Regions from separate parts of the Homo sapiens genome. Here region 1 is linked to region 2. The links are chromatin loops, found by intact Hi-C in ENCODE. Cell type or tissue: sigmoid colon. All regions are shown on one strand.

Region 1 (4,000 bases), 46 kb after region 2:
TTCTGTGCAAAGAGGAGAAGCTGGGAGCATCTTAGGTGATGTCCTTGTGTTAGTTACTTAAGGTTGCTGTCACAAAGTACCATGAACAGAGTGGCTTAAGACAACAAAAATGTATACTTTTGTATCCTGGAGGCCAGAAGTCTGAAATCAAGGAGTTGGCGGGGCCATTCTCTAGGGAGAATCTGTTCCATGCCTTTCTTTTCGCTTTTGGTGTTGCCAACAGCCTTGGCATTCCTTGGTTTGTAGATGCATTAATCACTCAGCTTTGCCTCGGTGGTCACATGGCTTCCCTCTTTGTGTGTGTCTGTTTTCCCTTCTTATAAGGACATCAACATATTGGATTAGGGGCCCACAAACTCCAGGATGACCTCATCTTAACTAATTAAATTGGCAGTGACCCTATTTCCAAATAAGGTCACATCCTGAGGTCTGGAAAAGACATGTATTTGGGGAAGGGAGGATGCTGTTCAACCCAGTGCCAGCCTGGATTCTGTAACAAACTGACTGGGAAGGAGTCTGCGCTCTCCTCGGCTAACAGAGAGAATTCTGGGACCTAACATCTATTCAGCAGGCACACACCAAGTTGATGTGGGGGAAAAGCACTGGGGTTGGAGTCAGAAAACTTAGGTATAAGCCCAGTCTCCACCGTAGTCCAGTGGGGTAAACCTTGCTTTCCTTGTCTTTCCCATGGGGATGATAATACCCTTTCCTCCCTCCCAGGGTTCAGGTTAAGAAAATCCACTCACACAAAAGCTCTTCGTAGCCTGCAGGCAGTATGCACATGGTGGATGGTACCATGCTTCTTTTTGTCCAGGAGATGGCTTTGTAAGTTAAGTTCAGAAATTTGCAAGGGGTGCTTGGAGCTATTTGATAGATACCAGTCCCTCTGCTCACTCCCAAGTACTTCGTGATATTCTATGGGCCAAAACACCAGCCGTGCCCAGCTCCACCCATCTTAGGTGATGAGGAAGAGTAGTTTCCACAAGCTCATGAGTTCAGGCCAATTGTGGTGAGGAGTAGGAGAGGAGGCTGTGCATACAAAGACCAGAGATTTGAGCAGCGCCTTAGTCAGTTCAGGCTGCTGTAACAAAATACTGTAAACTGGGGTATTTCCTGGGGACTTATAAACCACAGAAATGTATTTCTTATGGTTCTGGAGGTTGGGAAGTCCAAGATCAAGGTGCTGGCAGACTTGGTGTCTGGTGAGGGCTCATTCGTGGATGGCTGTATTTTTGGTGTGTCCTCACATGGTGGAAGGGGTGAGCTAGCTCTCCTGGGTCTCTGGTATAACAGTCCTAATTTCATACATGAGGCCTTCTGCCCTCATGACCTAATCACCTCCCAAAGGCCCCACCTCCTAATACCTTGGGGGTTAGGATTTCAACATAGGAATTTGGGGGAGGGAATCACAAACATTCGGACCATAACAAGCAGTGATCTTAACTTTCCACAGATCTGCTGTGCTATGTTTCATTCCATGAACTGGCAGGACAGGTGTTCTTATTTCTAACTAGAATCCAGAGACACTCAATGTGTTGCCTGAGGATCTGCAATTAGTTCATGGCAAAGTGACCCAGATACCTTGATTCATGGTCCAGTATATTCTTTTAACTAGTTCCCAGGACTGTTTACAGAAAACTGTAGACCCATCCACCCTCACACTTGCCTTGAGTTTGCTCTCCCCACCTGCCCACCCCTGACTCAGTCTGGGAGGTGGTGGGGGGGTCCGAGCATGTATGAGACCCAATGCTGGCACAGAGTATGTGCTCCGTAAACACTTCCTTTCCCCTTTCCCCTGTAAACCCAAGCACCCTGGTCTCTGTTCTTCAGATGCCGCTTACTGGTATACTCCTTCCTGGCATTGTAGGATCTGGATGTGGAGGTCTCCTTCCCCCAGGTGTATAGGAGGCCCTTCCTTTGTGTTCCCTGCAGTCCTCAACATGAAGCTGGGCCCATGGAGCCCAATCCCCACAGGCTGATGGCATTGAGCACCCTGGCCTCACTCTGTTTCTCCTCTGTTCCTGAGCCTCCCACCCAGGAAACACACCCACTGCTGACTCCATGTCCCAGTACCCCAGCCACACATGGCTTCTCTGTGGGCGGCTTCAGGCAAAGCTTCTGTCTCTCCTCACCCGCTCTGCACTTCCTGCCCTGCAGGCAGAGGGAGCTCCCTTCATTGACGGGTGGCCATGGGCAGGGTGATATGTTTGAGAAGCAGTGAATCCTGTAGCTGAAAGGAACCATGGGGCCACTTAGGTCAGTAGTTCCCAGGCCCTGGTGCTTTTCAGAAGTGGGGACCTTGTTAGAAGTCAAGATCCCCAGGTCCTCCCCAGGATCTTCTGACCTAGCAGGTCTGGAGTGGGGGCCAGGAGGCTGCATTTTTAACCAGTACCCCAAAATATCTGTAGGTAGTTGTAGGAGAACCGAAGTTTGGGATCCACTCATATACTCCAACGTCTTCATTATGTGGATGAGAAAAATCAGACTCACAGAGGCTGTGTCACCTACCCAAGGTCACCCAGCTTGATAATGATGAAACTAAAATTAGAACCCAAGATTCCTGGCTTCCAAGATGATGCTCTTACTGCCACAGCTTGCTCCTTGCCCTTGCTATGTTTCCAGAGGGAGAAAAAACATAAGAGGCAATATGGAATCCAGTAATCCAAATGTGCTCTGTGCTGAGAGGTCGGTAGAACATGATAGTTAAGACGCCAGCCTGGTACCAGGCAGACCTTGGTTCCAACCCTGTAAAATGAGAATAATGATGATACCCACCTCCCAGGGTTGTTGTGAGATCATCTACATAAAACATTAAACACAGGACCTGGCATGCAGCAAGAACTAGGGGTCAAGGGTTTGGCCTGTATGAGAGGGATTCAGGCCCAGTTACTTCATTCCCCTGATGTTATGGCAATGGAGGAGTCCCCCAAGCAGGTGGAGGTACAGCTGCCATTGCATTGCTCTGCAGTAAAGAGTCTTCAATGTAGGGACCTCCTGGGCACTGTGAGCCCTGGTGTTCCAAACCCCAAGATTCCCATTCCCTCACCTACCACAAAATTCATATTCATCTGGGAGAACCAACTCAAGGCTCAGCCCAACCCTGCCAAGGTCACCAGAGGATAAGGCCGTGAATCACTTTTCCCACAACTTCCCTTTTAAGGGCAGGTCCCCAGCTTTTATTGTACTCTGTTTTATATCATTATAATTGTGCTGATCAGCAAGGAGAACAGACCCATTTTTACAAGGGAAAGGAGACACCCACAAAAAAAAGCCAAAATTATGACAGTTTAAAGCTTGCAGCAAACACTTTTTAAATTAGATCTGCCTTCAGTATGGGTGTCAGACAGTTTCAGAGCAGAGCCTGATTTGGAGGAGAGGCGAGTTAGCCCTTTTAGGGGGCATGTGGTCGGCAAAGAGGCCAGGAGCAGTTATTGGGAATGAAAGTCACTTACTTACAAGAAAGGAAGTGGATGGAGGGTGACGTTCTTCGCATTGCTGGTGCCCTGGTGCTCACCATGATGCCAGGTGGGCTTTCAATGCCTGGAGAGGGGAGATGACCATCCTGATCATCAGCCTCAAAGACCTACCTCTGACTGACCTGGGGAAAGGGACTTGATTTTCTGGGGTTCAGCTTCTTTTTCTCTGGGAGTCTGACCCTCTCCTCCCACCTGCCCCACTCTCTTGCTACCTTGGGGATTAGTGGCCGGGGCTAAGGGAGTTGGAGCAAGGCCAGGCCTGGGAGACACAGGTGCAAGTCCAGATAATGGTGCAATCATCTGTTCTGGATGATGGATCAGAAAAGGCATAAGTGCAATCTTCTTTTTAAAAAATGGAGTGTGTAAATAAGCATCATTACCACATTACTGATAGTATTTGGTTCTGTGGCCTTGAGCAGGTCCTTCCCCCTCTTTGTGCTATACTGTCTTCATCTGAACAACTAAAGCCCTGGACCAGATGAACTTCCATATCCCTTCCAGCTAGAATGCTTGCTGTGCACCAC
Region 2 (4,000 bases):
TATCAGCCTTCTCTTCCATAAAATGGGGTGCTGTGCTGTGTAGGTGTGCCTGGCTTGTAAGCACTAAACGAGTGTAGCTATTACTATGATCATATGCAAGCAGCACCTGTAGCATTTGGAAGGCTCAGGAAAAGAAGGGTGGGTGGGAGCAAAGGCAAACAAGAGCAGTGGAGACTAAAGCGGGTTGTCTCGTGGCGATGCTTAACCTAGGGGCCTGGAATTTCCCCCTTTGCCTGGTCTTACTGTCATTGGAATAATCGTAACCACTCCTGGGTGGTAAGAGATCAGCAACATAGCTGTAGTTCGTTGGGTGGCAGGAATGTGCCCTTTGTCCTTGGTTTCTAAGTAATGATGTCTTCATGTCCGGTTGAGCGAGGGGTCAGCTTCAACCCTACGATAAACCAGTGGAGTTATAAATGGAAAGCCTGAATTCCCAGACAGAGGAGGCGATCCAATGAGACAGCAGAGTAAGTAGGGAATTTTCACTGCCTCGTCTGCAATGATAATGTGAATAGCAATAATAATCATCCTAAGAAAGGATTTTGTCTCAGAGCCAAGGCAAGGAAAAGAGCCTTTTCCCATGCCTTGCTGGGGAGAGCTGAACACTCAAACCACGTCAAAATAGAAGGAACCAAAAATACAGTGAAGTACCCTTTGCCCCAGTGAGAAGCCAGTGCAAGACAACGCCCTGCAGAATGGGCCAGAGGGCAGAAGAAGAGGCCAGGGCCCAGTCCTGAATTTGTCTGTTGGTTCTCACTTCCTCCTTTAATCATTTCAGAAGAGCTGTTAATGAGCAGGAAATCTAATTGATTAGCATTTCATCCTGGCTTCCCTTTCTGCCAAAGGTGCTAATGAGCAGGGAAATCACAGATCCTCCGGGTGCAAGGTACTTGAGAGGTTGTGAATGCATTTGCCACCCCTACATGGAGAACCTCATCTGAACCTCAGCAAACTGATAAGGACCACTCTGATTTTTAAAACCCTCCAGACAAGCTGCCTTCCTTCTGTGGATCACACACCACCCAGGTTAGCAGCAGTGCCACCAGAAACACTGTTGCACTCAAGTTTTCTCGCAGGTGACTCATCTGCATGCTCCTTGGCGGAGAATCGCGGGTTACTGTACTGTCTTTGTGTAAGAGTTCTTCATATTCTCGAAGATGTTTGTTACATCTTGTTTCTACTGTCTTTCCTCCAGGTTACACATTGTGCGTCTTTCACCCTTTCTGTGCAAGTTGTTCTTTCTGACCCTAATCACCTTATGTTGTTGGATCTTACTCCAAGTTCATCTACTTTGGTCGTGGATTCGGAACTGAGCCTAGAGTCCATGAAGGACTCTAGCAAGAATGAGCACAATTAGAGGTCTCCTGGCACCCTGTTGTTGTCTCCTTTTTTTCTTTCTAACAAAAGCCCATGGTCAGTCTCTCCAGTTCATGACTCTTTTTCAACCCCAGCCTCCCTTTCTCCGTTTGTGTACATGCCCTATTTTTCTTTTCCTGGTAGACAACCCTGCACTTTTCCTTCTCTGAGCAGCAACAGTGAAAGGGAAGGGAGGTGGAGGGAGAGTAAGCCACATGGGCAACCTGCAACCTGGGTCTCCAGCCTCTTGCAGTCTTGGTCCTCACCGTGGCATAGTATAGTACCAGTAGAGGCACTGCAGGGACAGATGAACTCCATAGCAAGGCATTGCAAGAGGCCTTTGGAGAAATTCCTTTGCAATTTGAGCAAAGCCCACTCCTTGGCTTAGCAAATCTTTTTACTTTTTGGTCTGCTAGAATTTACTGCATGCGTAGTTATCCAGAAGGTACGTCTCTGTCCCATTCGGCTTTATTAGACGCCATCTGGAAAGGGGCTGGGAGTGGTCAGCCTCAGGGAGGGGAGCCAACTGACCGTGAAAGGAGGGAGATGAGAGCGAAGTAAGCATAGTGCTCGCTCCCCAAGGATTGAAACTGCCTGCCCCGAGCTGAAGACTTACAAAGACGTAGTCCAGATTCCCAGAGAAAATGAGGCTTTATACCCATAACAAGTTGTAATTTGAGTCACCGGGGAAGTTAAGAAAGTGAAAACATGAGCAAATGCCAGTGTGATGGAATCAGAGTCTCCATGCTGGAAGAGACTTCAGAGGGATCTGCTTGAGCTCCCTGGCTTTATAGACAGGAAGACCGGCCCCCTCAGATGCACACAGCCAGGTACTGCACGGCCGGGCCAGAGGCTTTTCTGATGCCTGCCTCCCTCTCCCGGCAACGGAACCTCATCACCTAGTTCTGATAGGAAAAAAAAAAAATGAGGTGATCAGAAAACAACTTCCTCAACTTTCTCAGTCTCCACCAGCAACTAAAATTGTTCCTGTATCCCCCTCACCTTATCCACTTAGCACCCCTACACCCAAGGGCAGCTAGGACCCGCTGCTGTCTCTCCATGACCTCCCTCCCTCTGTAGCCTTAGGTAGGCCCCTGGCAGCTTTTGCCTGGAAATTTGCAACAGTCTCTTGACGGGTCCCCCTGCCTCCCTCCATTCTTAGTTCACCTGTCACTCTGTGGCTGCCTCACCCATCTAAGAAGCAAACCTGGTAAAATTGCTTCTGTTTAAAAGTCTTGAAATCCTGCAATGGCCTCAGTGGCCCCTAGGATAACTATAAACTCCTTAACATGGGCTACAAATAGGTGGTTTTCACCCCTGGGTGTATATTAGAATCACCTGGGATCTTTTTAAAATTACCCGTGCCTGGGTCTCACCCGTAGTGACTCCATAGAGTGGGCCTGGGTGGGGCCAGTGGTGTCCTACAGCTGGAACCAGCCCCAGCGACTCAGGAGAGGCCATCGCTTCCAGGAATCTTATGAGTGGGTTGTTAAATGACCATTATTAAAAATTATACAAACTTGTAAGTAAGTACATTATGTTAAAAACAAAGGTAATACATACTCAAAAGTCAGGTTTGCCTGATGCCTTTACTACCTTTCGAGGTAATTTCTATTGATTGTATCTGCTGGGTGGAAATACTATATAATGGTGTGCTACTACACATCTCCTCCCAACTCTGCAGTCAGTGACATCCCATTGGTAGCTTGAAATTGACCATGGCATGAGTATTTACATCATAGAAATTGGCAAATGCTACAAATCAGCCCCTGCCCCCCAACAAGTCATTAAACACTGATATCACTGGCTGCGGCTCAGGTATTTACATGATTTTTTTAAAGCTCCTCCGGTTGATTCTGATGAGCAGCAGAGTTGAGAAGCACCAGCCAGGATCTGACTCTTTCTGCCTCTTGAGCAAGCCTCATCTCTTAGAAAAACTCTCCTCTTCCCCCCAACTTTCTTCAGTCCTGCCACACACAACCAACTGCAGTGGCCCAAACACGAGTGCCATGTTATTTCTCATTCTGTGTTTTTACTCCTAGACACACTGATTCTTCTGCCTGGAATGCCTGTCACTTCCTTGTCTGCCTGGCAAGCACCTGTTCATCTTCCAAAACTCAGCTCAGTACTTTGTCCTGTGTGAGCTCTTCCTATACCTCCTCCCCACACAGGTTCACCACTCTGCCTCTGTGACCTGTATGTCTTCTCATTAAAGGGCTTTTAGAATTTTATGGTGCTTTCTGATTATGTGTCTCTATCTCCACCCCCATTAGACACTAAGCACCCGAGGGCAAGGGCGTGCCCTGTTTCTCTGCATCCCAGCAGGGAGTGCAGCACCAGCATAGTAGATGCTCAGTCCGTGTTTACTGGATGGATAAATGAGCTAAACCAGGTTTCCTGACTCCTGGGGCAGCCTTCTTGCCACCCCAGTCCTCCACCTGACCCAGCCTTTCTAAAGGCAGGAAGAGTAAATTACTGCCATTCCTGTGATGGACCACATTCTGAGCTTGCTGCTGCTAGACGTGGTGTGAAGATGGTTCTCACAGCTCTTTTAACAATAAGACTTTTTAAACTGACTTTAGTTATTCCAGGTTTAGAATTCTGTCCATTCATTATTCATTCAATAACATGCCAACATTATTCC

Evidence for each region. Peaks named below come from ENCODE experiments on the same cell type or tissue, not always from the same donor. Only the 100,000 strongest peaks of a DNase experiment are listed, where the experiment ranks them.
Region 1: it touches region 2 in a loop (2.1-fold over the local background); 1 of 110 quality-filtered maps calls a loop at or near these places.

The regions. Positions count from the first base shown.
Region 1 is chr12:2,428,858-2,432,857 of GRCh38, forward strand. The region is part of intron 3 of CACNA1C (calcium voltage-gated channel subunit alpha1 C); the gene reads left to right. Among named protein-coding and RNA genes, the nearest start is that of CACNA1C-IT3, 160 kb to the left of the region's middle. In sigmoid colon, a CTCF peak has its summit at 2,122; DNase peaks (open chromatin) are centred at 254 and 3,094; H3K27ac peaks cover 64 bases.
Region 2 is chr12:2,383,105-2,387,104 of GRCh38, forward strand. All of the region lies in intron 3 of CACNA1C (calcium voltage-gated channel subunit alpha1 C), which reads left to right. Among named protein-coding and RNA genes, the nearest start is that of CACNA1C-IT3, 120 kb to the left of the region's middle. In sigmoid colon, a CTCF peak has its summit at 2,161; DNase peaks (open chromatin) are centred at 1,097, 1,892 and 2,167; H3K4me3 peaks cover 839 bases; H3K27ac peaks cover 605 bases.